2 separate regions of the Homo sapiens genome follow, and region 2 is linked to region 1. Evidence: read pairs that join two places in POLR2A ChIA-PET (ENCODE). Cell type or tissue: PC-3. All regions are shown on one strand. Each heading gives the region's core, and the rest is flanking DNA. Links, peaks and the distances in the headings are about the cores only.

Region 1 (8,028 bases), core at 1-8,000:
TAAAAAAAAAAATTATTGAGACATAATTGCACAGATTTAAAGTGTGCACTTTGATCAGTTTTGTCGTATTTGTATACTATGAAACTGTCACCACAATCAAGATAGTGAACACATCCATACCTCTCAAAAGTTTTCTCATGCCCGTTATACTTCCTTCCCTCCTGCCATGCCCATTCTCAAACACTCACTGATCTGCTTTCTGTCACTGTAGATTATTTGCTTCTCCTAGAGTTTTATATAAATGAAATCATATAGTATGTATTCTTCTTTTTTTTTTTTTTTTTCTGGTTTCTTTCACTCTGGCCATTCACTTCCAAGAGATAATGTATTAGTCCATTTTCATACTGCTATGAAGAAATACCCAAGACTGGGTAATTTATAATTCTGAGCTGGGCGCGTGGCTCATGCCTGTAATCCCAGCACTTTGGGAGGCTGAGGCAGGCGGATCACCTGAGGTCAGAATTTCAAGACCAGCCTGGCCAACATGGTGAAACCTCGTCTCCACTAAAAATACAAAAATTAGCCAGCTGTGATGACACATACCTGTAATCCCAGCTACTCAGGAGGCTAAGGCAGGAGAATCACTTGAACCCAGGAGATGGAGGTTGCAGTGAGCCGAGATCATGCCACTGCACTCCAGCCTGGGTGACAGAGTGAGACTCGAAAGAAAAGAAAAGAAAAGAAAAGAAAAGAAAAGAAAGAAGGAAAGGAAGGAAGGAAGGGAAGGAAGGAAGAGAGATTTAATGGATTCACAGTTCCACATGGCTGTGGAGGCCTCATAATCATGGTGGAAAGTGAAGGAGGAGCAAAAGCATGTTGTACATGGCAGCAGGCAAGAGCATGCTCAGGGGAACAGCCCTTTATAAAACCATCAGATCTCATAAGACTTATTCACTATCATGACAATAGCATGGGAAAAACCCGCCACCCATGATTCAGTTACCTGCCACCAAGTCCCTCCCATGACACATGGGGATTATGGGAACTACAATTCAAGATGATATTTGGGTGGAGACACAGCCAAACCATATCATTCCTCCCCTGGCCCCTCCCAAATTTCATGTCTTCACAATTCAACACACAATCATGCCTTTCAACAGTCCACCAAAGTCTTAACTCATTTCAGCATTAACTCAAAAGTCCAACTCCAAAGTATCATCTGAGACAAGGCAAGTCCCTCTTCCTATGAGCCTGTAAATCAAAAGCAAGTTAGTTACTTCCTAGATACAATGGGGGTACAGGCATTGGGTAAATACACCCATTCCAATGGGATACATTGGCCAAAATAAAGGTGCCACAAGCCCCATACAAGTCTGAAATACAGTAGGGCAGTCATTAAACCTTAACGTTCCAAAATGCTCCCCCTTTGACTCCATGTCTCACATCCAGGTCATGCTGATGTGAGAGATGGGCTCCCACAGCATTGGGTAGTTCTGCCTCTGTGGCTTTGCAGGGTACAGCCCCCCTTCCAGCTGCTTTCATGGGCTAGTGTTGAGTGTCTCCAGCTTTTCCAGGTGCATGGTGTAAGCTGTTGGTGGATCTACCATTCTGGGGTTTGGAGGATGGTGGCCCTCTTCTCACAGCTCCACCAGGCAATGCCCCGGTGGGGAACTCTGTGTAGGGGCTCTGACCCCACATTTCCCTTCTGCACTGCCCTAGCAGAGGTTCTCCATAAGGGCTCCACCCCTGCAGCAAACTTCTGCCTAGACATCTAGGCATTTACATACATGCTCTGAAACCTAGGCAGAGGTTCTCAAACCTCAATTCTTGACTTCTGTGCACCCACAGGCCCAGCACATTTGTAAGCTATCAAGGCTTGGGGCTTGGAACCTCTGAAGCAATGGCCTGAGCTGTAGGTTGGCCCTTTTTAGCCACAGCTGGAGCTAAAGTAGCTGGGATGTAGGGCACCATGTCCCCAGGCTGCATAGAGCAGGGGTCCCTTAGCCCAGCCCACAAACCCTTTTTCCCTCCTAGGCCTCCAGGCCTGTGATGGGAGGGGCTGCTATGAAGTTCTCTAATATTCCCTGGAGACATTTTCCCCATTGTCTTAGTGATTAACATTCCACTCCTCTTTACTTATGCAAATTTCTGCAGCAAACTTGAATTTCTCCCTAGAAAATGGGTTTTTCTTTTCTATCGCATCATCAGACTGCAAATTTTCCAAACTTTTATGCTCTACTTCCACTTGAACAGCTTTACCACTTAGAAATTTCTTCTGCCAGATACCCTAAGTCATTTCTTTCAGTTCAAAGTTCCACAGATCTCTAGGGCAGGGGCAAAATACCGCCAGTCTCTTTGCATAGGAAGAGTGACCTTTACTCCAGGTCCCAACAAGTTCCTTATCTCCATCTGAGACCACCTTAGCCTGGACAAATATTGTCCATATCACTGTCAGCATTTTGGTCAAAGCCATTCAACAAGTCTCTAGGAAGTTCCAAAGTTTCCCACATTTTCCTGTCTTCTGAGCCCTCCAAGTCTTGAGGAAGTTCCAAACTTTCCCACATTTTTGTGTCTTCTTCTGAGCCCTCTAAACTTCTAACCTCTGCCTGTTACCCATTTCCACATTTTCAGGTATCTTTATAGCAGTACCCCACTTTACTGGTACCAATTTACTGTATTAATCCATTTTCTTTTTTTATTTTTATTTTTGAGACAGTCTTGCTCTGTCACCCAGGCTGGAGTACGGTGGCACAATCTCGGTTCACTGCACCCTCCACCTCCCAGGTTCAAGCAATTCTCCTTCCTCAGCCTTCTAAGTAGCTGGGATTATAGGCGCCAACCGCCATGCATGGCTAATTTTTTTTGTTTGTTTGTTTAGTAGAGATGGGGTTTCACCATATTGACCACCAGGCTGATCTTGAACTCCTGGCCTCAAATGATTCACCTGCCTCGGCCTCTCAAAGTGCTAGGATTACAGGCATGAGCCACTGCACCCAGCCGTATTAGTCCGTTTTCATACTGCTATGAATAAATACCTGACACTGGGTAATTTATAAAGAAAAAGAGGTTTAATGCATTCACAGTTCCACATGGCTGAGGAGGCCCTCAAAATCATGGTGGAAGATGAAGGAGGAGCAAAGGCATGTCTTACATGGCAGCAGGCAAGAGCGTGTGCAGAACTACCTTTATAAAACCATGAGATCTCATGAGACTTATTCACTATCACAAGAAGAATAGCATGGGAAAAACCTGCCCCTCATGATTCAGTTACCTCCCACCAGGTCCCTCTCATGACACGTGGGGATTAAGGGAACTACAATTCAAGATGAGATTTGGGTGGAGACCCAGCTAAACCATATCAGACACCATTCTAATGGAAAACAGCTCAGCTGAAAGAATCCTGCCAAGAACTCATGCTACCTGTCTGTGCAGCAATTCAGAGTCATGAATTCTTGTTAAGCTATGTGATTTTTCTACGAGGATGCCAAGTTTACTTTCTGATTAATGGACCTCTCTTAATCAGAAACAAGCACAATTTACACTCATAATTTTTTGCCAAAATATATAACCTTAAACATCACCTCTCTCCCCTGCTTGTCAGTTCTCATCAATTAATCTGGTCTGAAGAAGAAAAAAAAACTCAGTTAAGGGAAACCAAGTGCACAGAGGATTTCTTGAAGAATATATTTTGCAGATTATGCAATTACAGACATTTGCAGCACTGTGAATTTGGACTGTTTGTTTTAACCCTTCACAGAATCTCTTACAGTGAATTGTGCTTTGGCAGTCGGCTCTCAGCTTGCAGGGACTCAATAAGAATGGGATGTAATGCAAAATAATTTATGGATGATATGGCACAATGTGTAGAATTTGCTTTAAAAGATCTCCAGCTGAAAAAGTGGTAGGAGTAGATTAAGTGAGTATGGTCAACTTTTGACAGTTTTTAAAACTTTGTGATGGATACAGCAAGACTCATTATATACTCACGGCTTCTGTGTATGTTTGAAATTGTCATCATAAGCAGAGTTTTTTAAAAGAGGCATAAGAAGTTCACCATTGTCTTTACTATAGGGATATTGTTAAAGATTTATTTTATTCATTACTTTGCAAACCAGTATACTTTTGACAAGAAATTAAGAATGATCTTAAAACTTAAATAATACTTATCTTAGTCCTGCCTAGTACAAAGTAAGCATGTAATAAGCAACAGTTATTGTTTATTGTGTAATGATCTCATCAGAATTCATTTGTGGGTATTAGTAGCCTGACCTCCTTGGAACTTGGAGGTTTCCTTTGATATTGGACAAAGTACAAAGAAAACAGTATCTTCTGTAAGGTTAGTTGTAAGAGGTTTTCTGGTAGCATACTGAATATAGGAAGAATTTCTGAAAGAACCTTTAAGAACTCTAGTGTCTCAATCCAGAAGGTAAAAATTTAATATGAAGTATTAAAAAAAAATGCACCATGACTAACCAGGAGTACAAAGATAGCTCTATGTTTTAAAATATATTCAAATGTATCATATTCAAATATATTCAAATTTTAAAGATAGTTTTATATTTTAAAATATATTCAAATTTATCATCTCTGTAGGCCAAAGAAAATAAGCCATATTATCACCTTGATTATGATAAATGGTTCAACTGGCTAACATTTGAAAAACAATAATAATTAGAATTATCTCTCTATACTCAAAATCAATTCCATATGAATATAAATGTGGAAATTTTTTAAAGTGCCAAATGAAAACAAGGGATGAGATTAGGGAGGAAGAAAACTACTCTGTGCTTCCTGGCTTCATCTTTGATCCTGTTCCATCCTCAGAGATTGCAGAGTAAGTAAACTGTGACAGCTCTCTCACTTTTGCATCTTGACATATTCCCCAACCTCTCTCATCTACTTGAATGCCGATTCCTTTATTGCATTCTAGGCTTTATTACATCAATTTTTCAATTCCTGCAATAACTAGATTCCATAATAAGAAAAGACTGTACTTGGCTGATTTCTTTCATAATGTACCTATTAATATTTAAGTGTGAATTCCTTAAAGCTCTTGTGATAGGCTTCTCAAGGCATGGCAACATTCCTCACCTCTCTTCTGCTGTATCATATTATATTACTGTGTCTCTGTGATAACAATAAAGAATTTGACTGCCCTTTGTCCCTGGTTCCTAGGAGGGAAACTAAATCCTTGGAATCTCCTGAGTAATATGAGTATCTTTGTTATTCATGAGCCCCTTGGATCACACCTGGGCTTATGCTAAGAGAGAACTCACGATGGGAGGTTGGTCATCAGAAAGATCACATAATAAAAGGATTGGGCCTTAGAGCCAGCCCAACCTCGACGGAGGGTGGGAGGACTAGAGATTGCGTTCAATTCGGTGGCAAATGAGTCAACCAATTGTGCCTATGTAATGAAAACTCTGGACGCCAAAATTTGGTGGAGCTTCCTGGTTGGTGAACACATCCATGTGCCAGGAGGGTGACACAACCTGATTCACAGAGAGAAGACACAGAAGCTCTGCATGGAAGACCCGCCCAGACCCCGCCCTACGTGTGTCTTCATTAGTCTGGTCCTCCTGATTTGTATCCTTTGTAACAAGCCTGTAATCGTAAGTATAACATTCTCCTGAGTTTGGTGAGTTGTTCTAGCAAATTATCAAACCCGAGGGGGTTGTGGGTACCCCCCAGATTAGTAGCCAGTTGGTCAGAGGAGCGAGTAGCCTGGGGACCTCCACACTTGTGGCTGGCGGCGGAAGTGAGGGCAATCTCATTGGGGCTGAAACCTGTAGTTAGTGTTGTGCTGCACTATTCCAGTCCCTTATCCACCTACATTCCTCATTTCCTTGTCGGGGCCTTGCTGTGATGTCTCCATTTGGGTGATTTCATAAAGGTTAGAGATGAGGGAGGGCAGATTTACCTGGAGAACAAATTCCTAGGCCTTTTGATACTTTTTTTTTTTTTGAGACAAGGTCTCGCTCTGTTACCCAGGCTGAAGTGCAGTGGTGCAATCCAGGCTCACTGCAACCTTGCCTCCCAACCCCCACCCCCACACTCTGGGCTCAAGCGATCCTTCCACATTAGCCTCCAGGGTAATTGGGACCACACGTGCGCACCAGCACGCCCAGTTTTGTTTTTGGTTTTTTTTTTTTTTTTTTTTGTATTTTCAGTAGTGAAAGGGTTGCCCAGGCTGGTCTCAAACTCCTGAGCTCAAGCAATCTGCCCCCCTCAGCCTCCCCAAAGTGCTAGTATTACAGGCATGAGCCATCGCGCCCAGCCAATATACATTCTTAACAATTTTTTACTTACCAATTCTCTGTTCTGGCTTTGTATCTCTGATTTTACTAGATTATCCCTGTTTTGGCAAACACTAACAATATTTATATAAGTTTAGCCTATATGCCTTAAAGACGTTTTCTCCTACTTCCAGAACTTTCTCAGTTGTGTGTGTGAGTACGCCTGGCTTTTCATCAAAGAGCTTTGCCGTCTTGATGCTTCCTTTTCTGTGAACACAGCAATAAATAGATTCTGCAGAACAAATGAGTGAGTAACTTTTTTTTTTTTTTTTTTTTTGAGACAGAGTCTCGCTCTGTCACCCAGGCTGGAGTGCAGTGGAGCTATCTTGGCTCACTGCAGCCTCTGCCTCCTGAGTTTAAGTAACTATTGTACAATAGTGATCACTGCCACAAAGTCAAGTATACATTGTTTATAATCTCTGAATTGAAGTACAAATTTTACTTTCTCTTTTTTTTTTTCCTTTGGAGATGGAGTCTCCCTCTGTCACCCAGGCTAGAGTGCAGTGGCAGGATCTCAACTCACTGCAACCTCCGCCTCCTGGGTTCAAGTGATTCTCCTGCCTCAGCCTCCCGAGTATCTGGGATTACAGGCACGTGCTACCATGCCCGGCTAATTTTTTGTATTTTTAGTGGAGACGGGGTTTCACCATGTTGGGCAGGCTTGTCTCGAACTCCTGATCTCAGGTGATCCTCCTGCCTTGACCTCCCAAAGTGCTGGGATTACAGGCATGAGCCACCACACCTGGCCTTTTTTTTTTTTTTTTTTAATAGAAATGGGCTTCCCCACCTACCCCCACCTGGCATGGTGGCTCATGCCTGTAATCCCAGCACTTTAGGAGGCTGAGGGGGGTGAATCACCTGAGGTCAGGAGTTCGAGACCAGCCTGGCCAACATGGTAAAACCCCATCTCCACTAAAAATACAAAAACTTAGCCGGGCATGGTGGCACGTGCCTGTAATCCCAGCTACTCAAGAGGCTGAGGCAGGAGAATCACTTGAACCCAGGAGGCAGAGGTTGCAGTGAGCTGAGACCGCGCAATTGCACTCCAGCCTGGGCAACAAGAGCAAAACTCCATCTCAAAAAAAAAAGAAAAGAAAAGAAAAGACAAAAAAAGAAATGGGTTCTCACTATGTTGCCTAGGCTGCTCTGGAAATCCCAGGTTCAAACAATCCTCCCTCCTTGGCCTTCCAAAGTGCTATGATTACATGTGTGACCCACCATGCCCAGCTCTAAATATCTTTAATTGTAAGTGTGTAGCATTCCATACAATCCAAGCACAGTTTTATATAATGGGTTGAGCTAGATCAACAAGGTTATAGATGGCTGGTTCATGATCACCAGGTTGGTGGGTAAAATCAGCCATTAATCTCCTATGAAAGGCCAGGTACAGTGGTTCATGCTTGTAATTCCAGCACTTTGGGAGGCCAAGGCAGGTGGATTGCTTGAGCTCAGGAGCTCAAGACCAGCCTGGCCAACATGGTGAGACCCCTCTCTACTAAAATACAAAAAACTAGCCGGGCTTGGTGGTGGGTGCCTGTAGTCCCAGCTATGTGGGTGGCTATGGCAAGAGAATTGCTTGAACCCGAGAGGCGGAGGTTGCAGTGAGCCGAGATGTTGCCACACTGCACTCCAACCTAGGCTACAGTGAGGTAGGAGTTATTAAGAAATTATTTTAGGCAGATAGAGAGGAAAAAGGTCCATGGAAAATTTTTCACAGCTCTTGTCTAGCATGAAAGCCCTGGCTCTTAGACTTGGGCCAGCAACCTTTGATATGCAAACGCTAGCTGTTAGA
Region 2 (10,060 bases), core at 1,229-9,228, 280 kb after region 1:
AAATGTGTCACAAAATCCCGAAGTGTACAATTGTAAACAGGGAACTGGAGCCCAACATGCAGAAGTCACGGTGCAGTGGAGCTTCGGTTCATTTATTTTTTTTGGTAACAGCTTTACTGAGATATAATTGACATACAATAAACTGTACACAAAATAAAATGGCACCCAAAATAAACTGCAAAGTATCACTTAAATAAGTTTTGACCTGCATAAACCCAGTAAACTATCACCACAATCAAGACTTTGGTTCACTTCTAACTCTACCACTTAATATGGGAGCTTGAGCAAGGTGCTCCTGTAGTTCTGTCAGCTCTCAAACCACTACAATCATGCTTTTGTTGCCACCATTGTCTGAATTCACACTTGCCAAAGTCAACAGATCTGGGGCCATCCTACTCACTCTCCCATCAATGTTTGATAGACTTGGTCGCTCCCTCCCTCCTTTGTTTTCTTCAGGGACACTACTCTCTATAGGTTTCCTTTGCATCTAATGGGCTTCTCCTGAAGTCTAAATGTTGAAGTGCCTCAGGGCTAAATCTTTGACACTCTCCTTAATCTAGACTTATCACCTATCACCTCCTGACTTTAAATACCATCTATAACCAATGAAGATTCCCAAACTTCTCTTGCTGGCCCCCAACTTCTGCCCCGAGCTCCAGGCTCATGAATTCAACTGCTTATGGGACATCTTCTCTGAGATCTTTAATAAATCTCTCTCATACGTACAAAATGGAGCTCTTGTTCTTACTCCTAAAGCCTGTCTCTTCCAGGCTTCCCCATCAAGAAATTGCACCACAGGTCATTCAGTTATTTGGGCCAAAACTGAAAGGTCATCATCCTCTTTCTCCATTCCTCCTCCCCTAATCAATCCATCAGCCAGCTAAGTCTGCCTCATTTTTTCATTCATCTGTTCAACAAATATATTTATTGAGTGTATAGTATGTGCCAGGCACTCTTCTACGCTCTTGGGATACTACTGAATAAAATAAAGATCTCTGATTAGGTTTCCAGCAGGGGAGATGATCCTATAGATAAAAGAAAATATGGATCAAGTTTAAAAGTATCAAGAGGACAGATTTTAGTCTTAAATGAGGCCTCAGTAAAGTGAAATTCAAGCAAATCATTAAAGAAGATTAGTTTTGGCCACATGGATTTCCAGGAGAAGGGCCTTTCTAGCATAAGAAACAGCTGGAGTAAAGCCCTGTGACAGGAGTGTTCGGACATACATGGGGAACAAACAGGAAGGAGGCAAGAGGGGCTGGAGTGGCACGAGTGAGCCAGAGTTGTGGGAAAGGTGAAAAGAGAAGTAAAGCAGGGTCTGGATTGGGAAAGGTCTTTTAAATTATCTTAAGGATTTTGGCTTCTTCTGTTGATTTAAATGGAAGTCACTGCAGAGTTCTGAGCAGAGTGATGTGATCCAACCTACATTTTAAAAGGATGACCTGGGCTGGGGCGCGGTGGCTCATGCCTGTAATGCCAGCACTTTGGAAGTCCTAGATGGGTGGATCACGAGGTCAGGAGATTGAGACCATCCTGGCTAACATGGTGAAACCCCATCTCTACTAAAAATACAAAAAAGTTAGCTGGGCGAGGTGGCGGGCGCCTGTAGTCCCAGCTACTGGGGAGGCTGAGGTAGGAGAATGGCATGAACCCAGGAGGCAGAGCTTGCAGTGAGCCGAGATCCCGCCACTGCACTCCAGGTTGGGCGACAGAGCGAGACTCCGTCTCAAAAAAAAAAAAATAAAATAAAATAAATAAAAGGATGACCTGGCCAGGTGCAGTGGCTCACACCTGTAATGCCAGTACTTTGGGAGGCTGAGGCAGGAGAATTGCCTGAGCCCAGGGGTTTGTGACCAACCCAGGCAACATAGCGAGACCCCTTGTCTCCGTATATAATACAATTTTTTAATTTTTATTTTATTTTATTTTTTTGAGACAGAGTCTTGCTCTGTTGCCCAGGCTGGAGTGCAGTAGCGTGATCTCGGCTCCCTGCAACCTCTGCCTCCTGGGTTCAAGCAATTCTCCTGCCTCAGTCTCCTGAGTAGCTGGGATTACAAGCGTGCGTCACCATGCCTGGCTCATTTTTGTATTTTTAGTAGAGACGGGGTTTCACCATGTTGGTCAGGCTGGTCTCGGACTCCTGACCTCGTGATCCGCCTGCCTCGGCCTCCCAAAGTGCTGGGATTAGAGGCGTGAGCCACCATGCCTGGCCTATAACATTTTTTAAATTGTTAAATAAAAAGGATGACTCTGGAGGCTGTGCTGAGAACAACCTGGGCGGGAGGTGGGAGGGGGCAGGCAGCAAAGAATGGGCAGAAATGACAGAAGCAGGGAGATCTATTAGGAGGTGATGGTGACTCAGACTAGGGTGACAGCAGTGGAGGTGTGAAAAGGGCTGGTTTCTGAATGTATTTTGGAAAAGAGCCAACAAGTTTTGTTAATGGATTGGAGGTCATGTTTGACAAATAGAATTAAGGATGACTCCAATATTTCTGGCCTGAGTTAACTAGAAAGATGTAATTGCCATCAACTGAGACGAAAACATAACCCAAATTTAACCACTTCTCTCCACCTCTACCCTGACCAAGCCATCGTCTCTTCTCCCTGGACCACTGCACTGCGCTGGCCTCCTAACTGGTCTGCCTGCTGTCATTCTCATTCTCTAGTCTATCCTTCACACCTACAGTCAGAGGTGGTTTTAAAATGTAAATCCATGGGCCAATCGCGGTGGCTCACGCCTGTAATCCCAGCACTTTGGGAGGCTGAGGCGGGCGGATCAAAAGGTCAGGAGTTCAAGACCAGGCTGGCCAACATGGCGAAACCCTGTGTCTACTAAAAATACAAAAATTAGCCAGGCGTGGTGGTGGGCGCCTGTAGTCCCAGCTACTTGGGAGGCTGAGGCAGGAGAATCACTTGAACCCGGGAGGTGGAGGTTGCAGTGAGCTGAGATCATGCCACTGCACTCCAACCTGGGTGATGGAGCAAGACTCCGTCTCAAAAAGAAAAAAAAAAAAAGTAAATCCATTTGTTCAAAGTATAAAAATATTTAAAAAAGTATAAAATCCAGAATAAAATCCAAATGCTTTACCATAGTTTATAGGGCTCTGTACAATATGCCCTCTGTTAAACATCTTGATCCCATCTCCCACAGTCTAGCCACACTGGGCTTTTTTTTTTTTTTTTGAACCAGGATCTTGGTCTGTCATTCAAGCTGGAGTGTAGTGGTATAATCATAGCTCACTGCAACCTCAAAGGATCCTCCCACCTCAGCCTCCAACTAGCTAGGACTACAGGCACACGCCACCAGGCCTGGGTACTTTTTAAACATTTTTGCAGACACAGGGTCTCACCATGTTGCCCAGGCTGGTCTCAAACTTCTGAGCTCAAGCAGTGCTCCTGCCTCAGCCTCTGAGAGTGCTGGGACTGCAGGCATGAACCACCACGCCTGGCCTGGCCTTCTATTTTTACTTCAAACACCCCAGAGTCATTCCTGCATCAAGGCCTTTGCCTTTGCTGTTCCCTGTGCCTGGAACGCACTTTCTCTGTGTGTTCATATGGTTTGTTCCCTCGTTTAATTTTCTCTCTATGTGTTACCTCCTCAAAGCAGCTCTCTCTTTGTATCAACCTGTTCTCTTCCACCTGTCACTCTCTAACCTCTTTTTTCACTTTATTTTCATTTGAAGCATTTACTATTACTTAAAATTATATTACCTATGTATATTGTCTATCATCCTCAAAGCAATGTAAGCTCCATATGGGCAGGGATTTTGTCCTTTTTATTGATGTAGCTCCAGCTCCTAAAACAGTGCTTGCCCTACAGTAGGCACTAAAGTGTTCACTGAAAGTATGCAAAGCTTGGCCAGGTGCGGTGGCTCATGCCTATAATCCCAGCACTTTGGGAGGCCGAGGCAGGTAGATCACCTGAGGTCAGGAGTTCGAGACCGGCCTGGCCAACATGGTGAAACCCCATCTCTACTAAAATACAAAAAATTAGCCGGGTGTGGTGGTGGGCACCTGTAATTCCAGCTACTCGGGAGGCTGAGGCAGGAGAATCGCTTGAACCACCCCCTCTCCCCCCCCAAAAAAGTATGTGAAGCTTAAATAAGACAAAGACAATGTCTATAAAGAGCTTAGCAGGGTACCTGGCACTGAGCAAGCAGCCAGGTGACGCCACACTCTGAGATCTCTCCCTGCCTCTCCGTCATCCCTCCTTAGTCTCCTTGTCTGGCTTATCCTTGTCCTTCTTCACTTAGCAATTCAATGTCAGAGTTCCTCAAGGCTAAGTTCTGGGCCCTTCATCTACAGATTCCTCAGAGAGGTCTATCCTAGCCACCATGTCTTTTTTTTTTTTGGATATGGAGTCTCGCTCTGTTGCCCAGGGTGGAGTACAATGGTGCAATCTCGGCTAACTGCAACCTCTGCTTCCTGGGTTCAAGCCATTCTCCTGCCTCAGCCTCCCAAGTAGCTGGGATTATTTATAAATGCCCACCACCACGCCTCGCTAGTTGTTGTTATTTTAGTAGAGACAGGGTTTCACCATGTTGGCCAGGCTGGTCTCGAATTCCTGACCTCAGGCGATCCACCCGCCTCAGCCTCCCAGAGTACTGGGATTACAGGCGTGACCTACCGCGCCCGGCCACCATGTCTTGAGTAGCTCCCCAACTACTGTTTCTATTCAGTACCCCATTTATTTCCTTCATATGATTCATCTCAACCTGTAATTATATGTTTGCATACTTTTAAGAAAAACAGTCCCTGAGAATTGGGAACTGGCCTGACAATAACTGGCAGGCTTTGGTGTTGCTGGGAGCTGGCCTGTTGCCCATAGTTAGGCCATGGTACTCTTGTTGAACATAAACTATCTCACAGAAAATCAGTGTCAAACAAGGTCATCCTGTGTTTGTGATGAAATTAGACAAACTTCAAAATCTTGTCTAAGCACAAAAACACCACACAGTTCCCTGTCAGCTAAAATGTGTTGGCTTTTTTACCTTACAGCTTTAGCCATATTTCATTTCTCCCTCCTTCTAGATAAGATTAAGAAGTAGTCATCTTTCTGACAGCATCTAAGCCAGAACAATTTCCTGTTTCTTTTGAAATCACCAAACACAAACCCTAATCCTGTCATTCCTAGCCCCCTTTTAGGGAGATAACCTCTGTAGAATTAATAAACTCAACTTAAATGCTTGCCCATAAGTTGAGGAGTTATAAGTTAACTTTTAAGAAGTTTCTTCCGGCTGGGCGTGGTGGCTCACACCTGTAATCCCAGCACTTTGGGAGGCCGAGGCAAGCAGATCACCAGGTCAGGAGATCGAGACCATCCTGGCTAACACGGTGAAACCCCATCTCTACTAAAAACACAAAAAATTAGCTGGGCATGGTGGTGGGCGCCTGTAGTCCCAGCTACTCGGGAGGCTGAGGCAGGAGAATGGCGTGAACCTGGGAGGCGGAGCTTGCAGTGAGCCAAGATCATGCCACTGCACTCCAGCCTGGGCGACAGAGCTGAGACTCCGTCTCAAAAAAAAAAAAAAAAAAAAAAAGAAGTTTCTTCCCAGACAACTGGTGTTCTCAGCCCTTCCTCCATCCTGAGGCTTTGAACATGGATGAGGAAGCCAGAGCTTCACTTTGGACAGTGAATAGAAGCTTGTGGTTGTGAATCTGAAAGTTGGGGGTTGAGGTTCTGAATACTCAGGGACCTTGTAGTGGTGGCATTGTCACACATCTTGGATTGTTGATTGTCCACCTCTTGACCTGTGAGAGAAATAAACTTCTATCTTTTTAAAAATTATTTATTTTTATTTTTATTTTTTATTTATTTATTTTTGAGATGGAGTCTTGCGCTGTCGCCCATGCTGGAGTGCAGTGGTGCGATCTCGGCTCACTGCAAGCTCCGCCTCCTGGGTTCACGCCATTCTCCTGCGTCAGCCTCCCGAGTAGCTGGGACTACAGACGCCGGCCACCACGCCTGGCTAATTTTTTTTCTATTTTTAGTAGAGATGGGGTTTCACCATGTTAGCCAGGATGGTCTTGATCTCCTGACCTCGTGATCCACCCACCTTGGCCTCCCAAAGTGCTGGGATTACAGGCGTGAGCCACCGCGCCCAGCCATAAACTTCTATCTTAAGACTTCTTTTTAAATGGCAGTTACATAAGCCAGAACTACCTGGAGAAATCTGATACTTTTATTTTGACCTGTAATTTTCAAATGTCTACTTTTCTCCAACTCTACTACCCAAGTCTATGTCACCATCATGGCTCACTTGTACTACTGAAGTAGCCAGTAGCCTTCTAATTAACTTCCAGGTCCAAGGTGGGCCCTCTCCATACAAGCTGATTTTTTTTGAAAAGCCAGCCTAAGCCATGATACTCCTGTCTAAAATTCTTCAAAGGCTTCTGTTCTAAGAAAAGAGCCAAATCTTCATGTTTTCCAAGGCCCTGAGTGGTCTAACTCCTCTTTCTTCTGCATCATCTCCCACTGTCCCTAGGTTTCTTAGCTCCTCTTCCCCTAGGTCTTTTAGCGAAGACCTTTGCCTTGACTTCCCTCTCCCACCCCACCTCCTGTTTATCCTTTGGAGCTTGTCTCAGTTGCATCTCCTACCCTGACTCCCTTTATTACACAACTCTCTTTCACCCTCTTTTCTTCCCTGTCTTCTTCCCAGCACTTTTGACAGGTTTAACTTTACATGCTATTTGTGATTATGAGAAACCTGTCTTCCCTGTACATTTTAAATCCATTGGCTTTGGCTGTCAGTTATCTCTAGTGCTTGGTATATTGCCTGGCCCACAGGCATTCTGCAAATTGCTGCTGAAAGACTCCTTCATCATTACCACTCCATAAACACAAACTCTGCAAAGTAAAATATTTAAAAATAACTCCACGGACACCTGGCCTTTCCTTTTTCTTACAAAACTTTGCCCTTGAACATAAGGCAGCTTGTTCTGGTTGATGCCTACAGGCTAATGGAACCTCCATTGGTTTTTTTCAGCCTGGAAGAACCTTAAGCTTTGTCATTCCCCATCACTAGTGTGTATGAACTAAAGAATAAGCTGACTCCACCAGGTGAGAACAGCTTCATCTGCAACTCCAGAGATGACTAGAACACAGGGATTAAATAAAATGCTGGTTTCCACTGCATTTATTACTAATATAAAAAAAGTTAAAAAGAAAAAAAAAAAAAAAACCTCATTCTCAGTTCTCCAACAGCTCTCACCCCTCCCTCTTGCCAATACAACTCCTGACCCATTTCCTCAGGGCCAGTTCAAAACTGAACCTGTTCACTGCTGTTTTCACAGAAAACAACCAGTGCCAGGGATGTAGGGGAAGAGGATTGGAAGAGGGCAACAGTACTGTCCAGCTTCTACCCAAAGATAGGCAAGGTGGAGATTCACAGAATTCAAATGAATGGACTGGTGGCCTCACAATGACATAGTCTAATTAAAATGGGCTGGAAGGGATCTAGGTAGGATAAAGCCATTGGAGGCTTTATAAGACATGTCATGGGTCTGTGTCAGACTCAGAATAACCAACAGGAGAAGAATGGGGAGGGCCAGGGAGGCAGTCTGATGGAAAGTTCACAATTCTCCCATGTTGGGAAGTGGGAAAGTCCAGAGGGCACCAAGCGCCTCACTCATTTTGGCAGGAAAACTTATTCTAGTGCTGGGAAGTCACAAAAATGCCACGGACACTGAGAAAGGCTACAAGGGGATGCACAGTTTCACAAAGCACGGTGATCATAGATAGACCATAGCGGTGGGGATCATGCTACTGACAGAGAAACTATGAAATCCAAAGGCAGGGAGAGTGGCCTTTTAGGAAGTAACTCTGCACCAGTCACCCAAACTTGACCCCAGGTTAGACAACCTGGCTGAGTTTCACAAGCAGCTGACAACATTGGGGGTAGGGAATGTCACATAAAAAGGACTTAAAACAAGCAGCTAAAAGAAGGGAATGGTAGGAAACCGCTCCAGGGCTCTCAGGAATTGAGGGCAATACTGGGGAACAGGTGGACAGATGCACAAGAAACAGCACCAAAGAGGTTTCCTGTTCAGCAGTCATTTGATGACGGGAAAGAAGATCCAGGAGGCAACTGAAAGGAAGCAAAGATGGGTCCCAAAGGCGAGTCTCTACAGGCTGGATCAGAAGAAAGCGCGTATGCCGCGCACCAGTGATGCAACACCACTCTGGACCCCACACGGGGGAAGTGGTGGATGGGATGGGTGTGTCACTGACTGAGGGTGTTAGAAGAGCCTCACAGTAGCCATCATAGGGCTACAGAGAAATAAATGGCCGCTAGGTCACAGAGAGCTCCTTCCAGCCTGGATGGGAAGGCACAGTCTCACAGAGGAGGTCCATTGACGCCTGGATGGTAGAAGGCACAGAGGTCCTCATATCGACAGTGGCCCTTTTTGGCAAAATGTCGGCAGACAGGGCGGTCGGATTTGTCTGTGAACAAGTGAAAATGGAACAGTTAAAAATTTGAGCAACAAAGAAAACAAATACAATGAAACGCAGAGACAGAAGGAGAACTGATTTTCTACCCCCTACCATTTCCAGGTATTTTGGAATGGTAGTCTTTCTCCTGGGAGAAATAACATTGAGGTCTACTTCTGCTTCAAAAGCAAAAAGGAAAGCCCAGAGAAGATTGTGAATGATCTTCTGAAAATTAGGTCACTCTGGGAGTAATGGGCATAACAAAATGGACCTCACCTTCCATAACCTGGGGGTCATCCTTGGGCGGGCAGGTATTCTTGATAAGAGACCAGCTTTTGAGCCTTCGAGGGTTTCTCTGTTCCTTGTGAAAGCTTCCCCTGGTGGGACCCCCATGGCCTGGCCCCGGAAAAGGAGGTTCTGCATTGACTCCCCACCAACCACGACCATATGGGCTAGACCTGGGGCCAAGCCCTCTCCGAATTGGGCCTCTACCCCAAGGAGGAGGTGGGAGACTCAGCAGTGGTGGAATCAGTGGTCCCCTTGATCCTGGAGGACCTCTGTGAAGAGCTGGAGAGAGAGAGAGAGAGAGACACAGAAAGGTGTCTAATGGGCAGCTGAATCCTGATAAACCGTGATTAAAAAAATTTTTTTTATTGAAGAACAGCATACATAAAGACACACCAGTTTTAAGTGCACAACCCAGTTCTCACAAAGTAGACACACTTGAGTTTCCACCACCAGGTGAAGAGATAAAGCCTTATTAGCACCTCAAAAGATCCTCCCCTTGTGCCCCTTTTCCCATTACCCACCCTCCTCCCCAAAGGTAACCACTATCCTGACACCATAGGTTAGTTTTTGCCTGTTTTTGAACTTCACAAAAATGGAATCATACAGTCTGCATTCTTTTATGTCTGGCTCCTTTCGCTCAACATCATGTTTGTGAGATTCATCCAGGTTGCCTGTAGCAGCAGTTCATTCATTTTCGTTGCAGTGTAGTCCCATTGCATGCATACACAACAATTTATTTATCCATTCTACTGATGATGGACATGTGGGTGGTATCCAGTTTGGGGCTATAACGAGAAATGCCACTATAAACATTTTTATACATGTTGTTACACATACGTATGCATTTCTGTTGAATATATACGTAGTAGAGGTATTACTGGCTTATAAAGTATATGTTATGCTCAAGTTTCATACATAATGCCAAACTTTTTTTTCACAGTGGTTATACCAATTTGCACTCTCACCAGCAGTTGTCCTATAGCCTTGACAACACTTGGAATTGTTAGGTTTTTAAATTTTGCCATGGTGAGTGTGAAAAGTGGTGGTTATTTTTTTGTTTGGTTATTATTATTTATTTAATGAGAGATTGGGTCTTGCCACACTGCCCAGGCTGGTCTTGAACTCTTGGGCTCAAGTGATCCTCCCACCTTGGTCTCCTAAAGTGCTGGGATTACAGGCATGAATCATCATGCCTTGTTTTGTTCGGTTTTTATTGTGGTAAAAAACACATAAAAATTACCATCTTAACTATTTTTAAGTGTACAGTTCAGTAGTGTTACATATATTCATATTGATGTGAAACAGATCTCCAAGTTTTTGTTTGTTTTTTGAGATGGAGTC

What was found. ChIA-PET counts read pairs that join two places held together with the same protein. Peaks named below come from ENCODE experiments on the same cell type or tissue, not always from the same donor. Only the 100,000 strongest peaks of a DNase experiment are listed, where the experiment ranks them.
Region 2: POLR2A ChIA-PET joins it to region 1 with 19 read pairs; 3 of 35 experiments call an interaction of 5 or more read pairs at or near these places.

The regions. Positions count from the first base shown.
Region 1 is chr6:30,845,492-30,853,519 of GRCh38, reverse strand. It overlaps LINC02570 (long intergenic non-protein coding RNA 2570), which reads left to right and starts at 5,361. Exons shown (of 3, transcript NR_134610.1): 1 at 5,361-5,552; 2 at 6,371-6,483. RefSeq lists an enhancer at 5,831-6,333. In PC-3, for the core only: no CTCF peak of the experiment used is centred there; no DNase peak of the experiment used is centred there.
Region 2 is chr6:30,560,772-30,570,831 of GRCh38, reverse strand. It overlaps PRR3 (proline rich 3), which reads right to left. Exons shown (of 4, transcript NM_025263.4): 3 at 8,708-8,998; 4 at 7,109-8,443. The coding sequence ends at 8,337. Among named protein-coding and RNA genes, the nearest start is that of ABCF1, 5.6 kb to the left of the region's middle. In PC-3, for the core only: no CTCF peak of the experiment used is centred there; no DNase peak of the experiment used is centred there.